Linked DNA regions of Mus musculus: region 2 is linked to region 1. The links are chromatin loops, found by intact Hi-C in ENCODE. Cell type or tissue: left cerebral cortex. All regions are shown on one strand. Links, peaks and the distances in the headings refer to the core of each region. The heading gives the core; the rest is flanking DNA.

Region 1 (4,402 bases), core at 334-4,333:
TGGTCATTGGAATTTGAACTCAGGACCTTCAGAAGAACACTGACTGCCGAGTCATCTCTCCAGCCCTGCCCTCCTGACCTTTCAACTCTTAATCCTCCTGCCTCTACCCCTCCCACCGCCCAGGTTTGAGATTAGGGGGAGGCTACCATGCTCAACTCTGTTCCTCTAATATTAAAGTCAGGAAACTAGTGATGGCAGTGAATTGGACAGTCACAGACCTAGGCATGTTCTTGTGAGGTATGAACATTAATAATGGAGATGGTGATGATGATGGTGGTGGTGGTGATGATGATGATAATAATCTTTACTGTGCTTTATTACAGTCTCACGGGAGAAAGGATGGGGATGTTATAGTAAAAGTTAAGATGGGCCTGGTCTTAGAGCAAAAGGTAGCCTTTTTCTGGAAGGTACAGCTACCTTCCAGACACCTGAAAGATCCCTAATGTGTGTGTATGTGCCAGGCCAGCAGTATTCTGGGGCAGGTAAGATGGCTCCTCAGGTAAAGGCTCCACTTTAACATGAATTCAGTTCAGATGCAGTTGGTGGAAAAAGACAACCTGATCCCAGCAAGCTGCCTTCTGTCCTCAACGTGCGTGTCGTGCCTGTGCCCCTCAAACAAAGAAAGTAATAAATAGTTTAAAAATGTGGGTTTTTTTTTTTCTGCTCTGTCTCAAACTTCAACAAAACACAGAATGGACATTCAGCGAGTGTTTAATAAATTAATACCTCATAGCAGTTTAGTTTACTTCCACGCGTGTGATTATTTTTCTTTTAGTGAAAATTACATTCTTTTTTTCCCTTCATATTATATATCCTGATTACAGTTTCCCCTCCTATACCTTCTAGTTCTCCCTCACCTCCCTCCCATTTGGATCCACCTCCTTTCTGTCTTTCATTAGAAAACTGACGGGCTTCTGAGGGACAAATAAAATAAAATAAAATAAAATACAACAAAACAAAAACAAAAACTAATAGAACAAAACAAGCAGACGGAAAAGAGCCCAAGAAAAAAGCACGTGCAACAGATATTGACACAGAGACCCATTTGTTCACACACTCAGGAGCCCCATAAAAATACAAAACTGGAGCCGGAGAGATGGCTCAGTGGTTAAAAGCACTGACTGCTCTTCCAGAGGTCCTGAGTTCAAATCCCAGCAACCACATGGTGGCTCACAACCATCTGTAATGGGATCTGATGCCTTCTTCTGCTGTGGCTGAAGACAGCTACAATGACTCATCATATATATGAAATAAATAAATAAAATCTAAAAATAATACAAAACTGGAAGCCATAATTTATACTCAAAGGATCTGTGGGGTAAGAAGAGAGAATAATATAAATAAAATAAAACTATGATAAACTGTTTTTTAAAAAGCCTTAACAACAAAAGACAAGGAACCTCCGAGGTGCCAGTGTGTTCACTTTCCGTTGATCTACAGCTAGCTGGGCATACGGCCTACCCCTACTGACATGTGTTTGCCTTGTAGTTTGTCTCTCCAGTGAGACTCCCTTAGAGAAAAGTAATTTTCTATTTGCAAATCACTATCAATTGGAGATAGCTTCTGGGTCAGAGATGGGGCATGTGTCTACTTCTCCTTTTAGCTTTAGGACCCCATCTGGGGCAAATTTGTGCAGGCCCTGTGCATGCTACCCCAGTTTCTCTGAGTTCATGTGGGCACTAATCCTGTTGATTTAGAGGACCTCTTTTTTTTTTTCTTTTTTCTTTTTCTTTTAGTTAAGTTCTTCCATCCTTCTGCCTGAGCTTGCATTCTTCCTGCCTCTCTTTCTGCAGGGTTCCTTGAGCTCTAAAATGATATGTCATTTAGGGATGAGTGTCCCAAGGTCTCGCTCAGTCTCTCTCTCTCTCTCTCTCTCTCTCTGTGTGTGTGTGTGTGTGTGTGTGTGTGTGTCTGCGTGTGTGCACATGTGCATGTATGCATGTTTCCCCTGTTTAGATTTGCTGGTCTGTGATTATTTGATCATTGTGTTTTGGATGGTGGGTTTTTTTTTTTTTTATCTCTTTAAGTTGAAGTTTTCATTCTGTAATAGAGTAGATAGATATTGCTTAAATTTAGTTATATATAGAAGGTCTCATTTTCTTCATCTATTGTGATTTATAGTTTTGTTGGATATAGTAGTCTGGGGCCGGGGGAGCATCTGTAACCTCTCAGAGCCTGTAGCACATCTGCCCAGACCCTTCTGGCTTTTAGAGTCTCCATTAAGTAGTCAGGTATTATTCTAATAGGTCTGCTTTCATATATTACTAAACCTTTTCCCCTTTTGGGTTTTAATATTCTTTTTTGTTCTGTATGATTATTATTTTGGTTGTTATATGCCTAGGGGATTTTTTTTTTTTTTCTGCTTCATTGTATGTGATGTTCTATATCCTTCTTGTACCTTACAGGCTTTTCCTTCTTTACATTAGAGAAACTTCCTTCTATGATTTTTGTTGAATACATTTTCTATGCCTTTAACCTGTGCTTCCTTTTCCTCTATCCCTATTATCCTTTTTTTAAAAAAAGATTTATTTATTATTTATTATATTTTAAGTACACTGTAGCTAACTTCAGACACACCAGAAGAGGGCATCAGATTTCATTACAGGTGGCTGTGAGCCACCATGTGGTTGCTGGGATTTGAACTCAGGACCTTTGGAAGAGCAGTCAGTGCTCTTAATCACTGAGCGTTCTCTCCAGCCCTATCCCTATTATCCTTATTTTGGTTTTTATAATGTGCCAGATTTCTTAGATGTTTTGTGACAGGAGTTTTTTAAATTTAATATTTCTTAGACCAAGGTATCCATTTCTTCTATTGTATCTTCAATGCCTGAGAGTGTCTTTTCTACCTCTTGTGATCTGTTGGTGAGGCTTGCCTCTGAGGTTCCTCTTTGAGAAGCTAAATTTTTCATTTCCAGATTTCCCATAGTCTGGGTTTTCTTTATTGCTATTTCCACTTTCAGGTCTTAAACTCTTTTATTTTCCTCCCATTATTTGCTTTTGTTTGCATAGTTTTCTTTAAGGGATTTATTAATTTCCTCTTTAAGGACCTATATCATATCCACAATGGCTGTTTTAAGGTCTTTGTTTTATCCTTCAGTTATGCTACAATTCTCTTACTATATTAGGGTTGTTGGGTTCTAGTGGAGACATACTGTCCTGGCTGTCATTGATTGTGTTTTTATGCTGGTGTGTAGGCATCTGTGTTTGAGAAGATTGTAATTCTAGATGCCGATATCTGGTTTTGTCTTTGTTGGAAGAGTATTTTGTTTCTGCTGCCCTCTCTGGTTCTTAGGGGGGGATGGTACCTGTGTATTTCCTGTTAGGGAATACTTCTAGGATCCTGCTAAGGGTGGTCACCAAGGATGCCAGGTAGAATGCGTTTCTAGGTACTGGGAGCTGACACTTAGGAAAGGGCACGGGCTATGGGGGAGAGGTTGTGGAGGTTCACAGATTGGAGGAAAGCAGGATGTTCTATCCTGGTAGATTTGCTTCATCCACTAGAGAAAGGGGCAGAGAGTGAGGAGAAGCTATGACCGTCTGTTGCAGAGCTGGAGATAAGACTTAAGGTTTGCATTTGGCGAGGTGAATGAAGATCTGGAACTGGTCTACCTGCTTTGCTGGCCTAATTGCTTCTCTGGAAGGCTTTGCTGGCAGGTTTCCAGGCAATGCCTGAGGGATTTGGAGGTTGGGATAATAGGATGGGTGTGGAGGAAGGTTGGAGGAGAAGATCCTCATGATTCATAGGAGATGGATGGGTGCAGAGGAAGTGGAGGCCACAACCAGTGCTCTGCTACAGAGCTGGGGGTGATACTAGGGAACTGGGTATGGAGGAGAGGAGCGAGCACTGACGATCTGCACATAGGTTACCTACTTTCGGATCCAGAAGGGCTTCAGGTTCCCAGGGATTCCTGCTAGAGGTGAAGGCTGGGATAAAGTGAGGAAGTGGGGGGAGGGAACTTTGGAGGGGAAGATCTGTATGAAACCCTGGAGATGAGGGGGTACACCAGGTGGTCTGCTACAAAGCTGGACACGAGACTGTGGGATGGGTTTGGAGGAGAGGAGGGAGACGTGCAGATCTACAGTTGGTCTTTTTTGCTCCCTGACTGGAGTGGCCAGTAGCCTCCCAGAGAATGCCTGATGGAGTTGGGGACTGGGATAATTGCAAAATAGATAAAACTTAAAGCCACACTTTAATCCAGTTAGGCATAAACAAGTCTGCAATTATTGTTTTTCCGAAGCATGTCAGGTAATGCTGACAAGTAGTCATGTTGAAGACTGTCTATCCTAGGACACATGGGATTGGCTTCTGTGAGTCTAGGTCCCCTTTGTCGTCTTCTTTCACTATGGATTTCTCTATAGTCACCCAATCCGCTTTGCTTTGTAGTGCAGCCTTGACACCCAA
Region 2 (4,402 bases), core at 270-4,269, 750 kb before region 1:
CAAGAGTTTCACTCATAACTGTCTCTGAAAGCTCCTCACTCTTTACTGTCATTTAAAATAAAATTGTTTACTTGATAGCAAAGTTTAAGTGATTTTAGCTTCATTTTGTTTCTTATCAACCTATTTAAAACACTTATAAATAAAGTATGTCAAAGATTATAAACTTGACAATACCCATCAAATCTGGTGTACAGCTGTCTTTGCCTTAGAGATTGTTTATATTTGTCCTAAATAATAGCTAATGTTTAAGGCTAGGACATTGCATGTAAGAATAAAAGCTTATTATCCAAACCTCCAGGAGGTAGAGACAGGAGCTAGTAGATTGAGGCCAGCCTGAGCTATATAAGTTCAAGACTGGCCTAGGCTACATGAAACCCCCATCTCAAAACAAAATTAGAACCACAAAACAGAAACCCCAAACAAAAACAACAACAAAAAGACATTATAGCATCTAAAAATTTCTGTAAGTTCCAGCTATGTCAGCAGTGGGAAGGGTATGGAGAACATCCACCAGACTGTACCAGGGTTGCTCCAGAACCATGAGAGCTATGGCCTGTATCCAGCATCCGTCTAAAAACCAAGCAGGAAAGAATGCATCTTTATCCCCAATACTGGAGAGGTAGAGACATACAGCTCCCTGGCCAACCACTCTGGTTCAGTCAGCGAGTTCCTAAGTAGGCTAGAGAACCTATGTTTAATAAATAAGGAGAAAGTGATACAGGAAGGAATTTGATATTAACATTTGGCCTCCACATTCATGTGCACACATGACATGATCACACATGGATTTGTGAGCATACCTACACAAACCTGGATATGCATTCATACACACACACACACACACACACACACACACACACACAGCAAAACACTATTTAATAGCTAAGTAGGAGCTGTGTCCTATTGTATTAAACAGGACCCCTGTTCTTCAGTATGAGTGTGGACTGGCTCCAGGACTCTCCCAGGCATCCAAACCTGGGATGCCCAAGAACCTTATCTAATACGACCCACACCCTGTAGATCATCTCCTGCTTATTTAGAGACTAATACAATCAAAGACTGTGCAAACAGTTGTAATATTGTTTTGATCGGGAAACAGTGACAAGGGCAAAAGTATTTATATTCTGAATACATTTTTTATTACCTGAGTAGTTTCCATCTGCAGCTGGTTGAACACGTGAATGAGAACCCTGTGGATATGAAGGGCCAACTGCCCTCTATGACTTAACTATTCCGACTTATTTTAGTTACCAACCTCTACTCTAGGCCTTTTGGGTTATAATCTTGCTTTGGGCAGTAAAAGCAATTTATTAACGTGGCATATTTCCCTTGGAAGGAAAGAATAGAATTATCATTCCATTTACTTTTCCTGGAATAAACTGCAATGCACCATTACTAACAGAAGTCAATTCTCCTTAAAATGGAGCTTTAAAATATGGTTAGCAAATGTGGATCTCAGTCAAGAAGCACTGAAAGGGAGTACAGTGGTCTGGGGTAGAGCTGGGGACAGGGGACGGGTAAAATGCTTGCCTCTCATGTACAAGGCTTTATCTCAGCACTGTGATAAGAGGAAGGAGTGTTGTGGGGTGGAAGAAATGCTGTCGTATTTTCTAGCTAAGCCATCAGTGTCAGACACGTACCCCTAAAACAGCGCATTTCCTTGACGTCAGATCAAGCGTTCAGTCCATTAGGTCCCTCATTCAGTAAGCTGATGTTTAAGATCTGAACACATGAATCATTCACGGACTGAAGGAAAGAGCCTGCGGAATGTCTTCCTCAGGCAGGCATATGGATGAGATGTTGTGTTGGAGGGTGTCCAAAGCTCAGATTTCCAGAGAGCTTGGCAGGAACCTGAAGAGAGGGATTAAGAAGTAGGAGGTTGTTTGAAAGCTGAAAGCATCTGTGCCTGTAGAATAAAATCCCCCACCCTCCGCCTCTGACTTGCCAAGGCTCTGCCATGGTATATTCTAGAAATCCAGGTGGGCCTTCTTCTCAGAAACTCAAAATCCAAGTCTCTATTTACAAAGAGGGATGGAAGACTTGACAGAAAGCTGTCCACAGTAGAATGTTTCTCTAGTTGTTTTTCACCCCAGTAGCTAAGCTTTGCTGTGGACTTTTACGTAATAGCTGTAGTTACGGAGAATACGAGGATGAGAATTAGAGCTTATAGAAGCTGCTGAGTGTTCACAGCGATCTCTGTAAGCCCAGGCTGAACTGCTGTGAGAGAGCAAAACAAACAGTATGCTGCCTGGTCCACAGCTATCCATAGCCCATCACCGGAAGGCAGATGGATGCCAGCGGGGGAGTCCAGCTTACAGTCTGAACAGCATAGGTCTCTTCCACCATGAGAGAGGTAGACATAAGCGGAGGGTCCCAGCTTAGAATCTCAATGAAGCTTTTATTCAGCATGAACCCCACTTAGGATTTGTAAAATAGCTTCTACTCGGATGCTAAGAGAAAAATTGGAAAAAAGAAAAAGAATCCTCTAGTCTCCTTGTCATCCAACATAGCATTTAAATTTTTAAAGAATTCTCAAGGAGACTAGAGGATTCTTTTTCTTTTTTCCAATTTTTTATTAGGTATTTACTTCATTTACATTTCAAATGCTATCCCAAAAGTCCCCTATACCCTGCCCCTGCCCTGCTCCCCTACCCAGGCACTCCCACTTCTTGGCCCTGGCATTCCCCTGTACTGGGGCATATAAAGTTTGCAAGACCAAAGGGCCTCTCTTCCCAATGATGGCCGACTAGGCCATCTTCTGCTACATATGCAGCTAGAGTCAAGAGCTCTGAGAGTAGTGGTTAGTTCATATTGTTGTTCCACCTATAGAGTTGCAGATCCCTTTAGCTCCTTGGGTACTTTCTCTAGCTCCTCCACTGGGGCCCTGTGTTCCATCCGATAGCTGACTGTGAGCATCCACTTCTGTGTTTGCCAGGCACTGGCATAGCCTCACAAGAGACAGCTATATCAGGGTCCTTTCAGCAAAATCTTGCTGGCATATGCAATAGTGTCTGGGTTTGGTGGCTGATTATGGGATGGACGCCCCCGGGTGGGGCAGTCTCTGGATGGTCCATCCTTTCATCTCAGCTCCAAACTTTGTCTCTGTAACTCCTTCCATGGGTGTTTTGTGAGAATTCTTAACATCAAGAATTTGGCACCTCTGTTCCTGCGTTTTGGGGAAGAACCTCAAATGAAGAGCAGATGTGGAATGGGAAATCACAGCAAAGCTTCTGTGAGTGGAAAAATCCACAATACTGGAGAGCATTTTCCAGAAGACTGAACTTGTGTGCAATCTTTGTTGCTTAAAGTGTACTCCTTTTGTTTGGATGTTTGTTTTTAATGAGACAAGTGATTGCTCATACCAGTGTTTGTGTATCTCAGGGTCTAGAAATAAAAGCAAATTGGAAATATCAGATGAAATAATCTTTTGATTAATGGTTGCTATTGTAGCATCTTCTGGAAAGAGCTCCTTAGGTGAATGAGTTCTAACAGTATTTACTTACTTTCAGTAAACCTCCCTATAAACTCTCCTAGGAAAACATTTGTAGCTGTTTTCTGTAGAGTCAAAACGAATTCTAAAAGCTTAGAATTTGTGTGTGTGTGTGTGTGTTTGTGTGTGTGTGTGTGTGTGTGTGTGTGTGTGTGTGTGTGTGTGTATGTGTGTGTGTATGTGATGAAATGGTGGTGCTTATAACTTCTATCAAGCTTCTGAAAACTCTTTTGTTTTCAGATACGGTCACATAATGGTGGGGACTTTTTATTTTCTGAGGAGTAGGTTGCAAGAGGTAAGATATAATGAATAACTCTTATTTCGGTGAATATCTATTATTTCTATGGCTGTGTTGCTGAATTGTGCTAACCAGAGACTCAATCATGAGCAGAGTGCAATTTACTATGTTTAAACTTTGCTCTAACTTGGACATAAACAGTCAGTCCTTCAAGAACAGAAGTTTTGAAGAGATTTACAGTTCTGTTAAATTGGGGAGCTTCAGGGGAAAAGGACTCACCAAAGAACAAATAAAATCATATTCACTAACAAGTGATAAATACATAAAGGGTACAGTCTATCTTGTGGCCATGGGCTTGCTGGTAACAGGGACTAAGGTGGAGGATCCATTACAGTGTTCAGACACTGAGCCTCTGGGCTCTTGAGCAATTTCCCGTGGACTTGCTTTGATCCATGGGTAGAAAACTTGTGCCAAGTAGAGCTTTGGAAAAACACTTAGTGGTAGTGTCTGCTTTCTTTTTCTCTTTAGCTTTTGCTAGGAAATAAGATGTAGCATAGTCCACTGAATGTGAAAGTCATATGTATAGTTACTACTATGATGAGAGCTAGCTAATCATGAGATATATAAATTAGACTTTCTGAGACCAGCTTATCAGATCTTAACCTGATATGCTG

What was found. Hi-C counts contacts between places; a loop is a spot of excess contacts. Peaks named below come from ENCODE experiments on the same cell type or tissue, not always from the same donor. Only the 100,000 strongest peaks of a DNase experiment are listed, where the experiment ranks them.
Region 2: it touches region 1 in a loop (2.9-fold over the local background); 2 of 42 quality-filtered maps call a loop at or near these places.

The regions. Positions count from the first base shown.
Region 1 is chr2:57,149,252-57,153,653 of GRCm38, reverse strand. The region is part of intron 1 of BB557941 (expressed sequence BB557941); the gene reads left to right. Among named protein-coding and RNA genes, the nearest start is that of BB557941, 30 kb to the left of the region's middle. In left cerebral cortex, for the core only: a CTCF peak has its summit at 2,587 (motif pointing right); no DNase peak of the experiment used is centred there.
Region 2 is chr2:57,898,195-57,902,596 of GRCm38, reverse strand. No RefSeq gene overlaps it. Among named protein-coding and RNA genes, the nearest start is that of Galnt5, 98 kb to the left of the region's middle. In left cerebral cortex, for the core only: no CTCF peak of the experiment used is centred there; a DNase peak (open chromatin) is centred at 1,837; H3K27ac peaks cover 648 bases.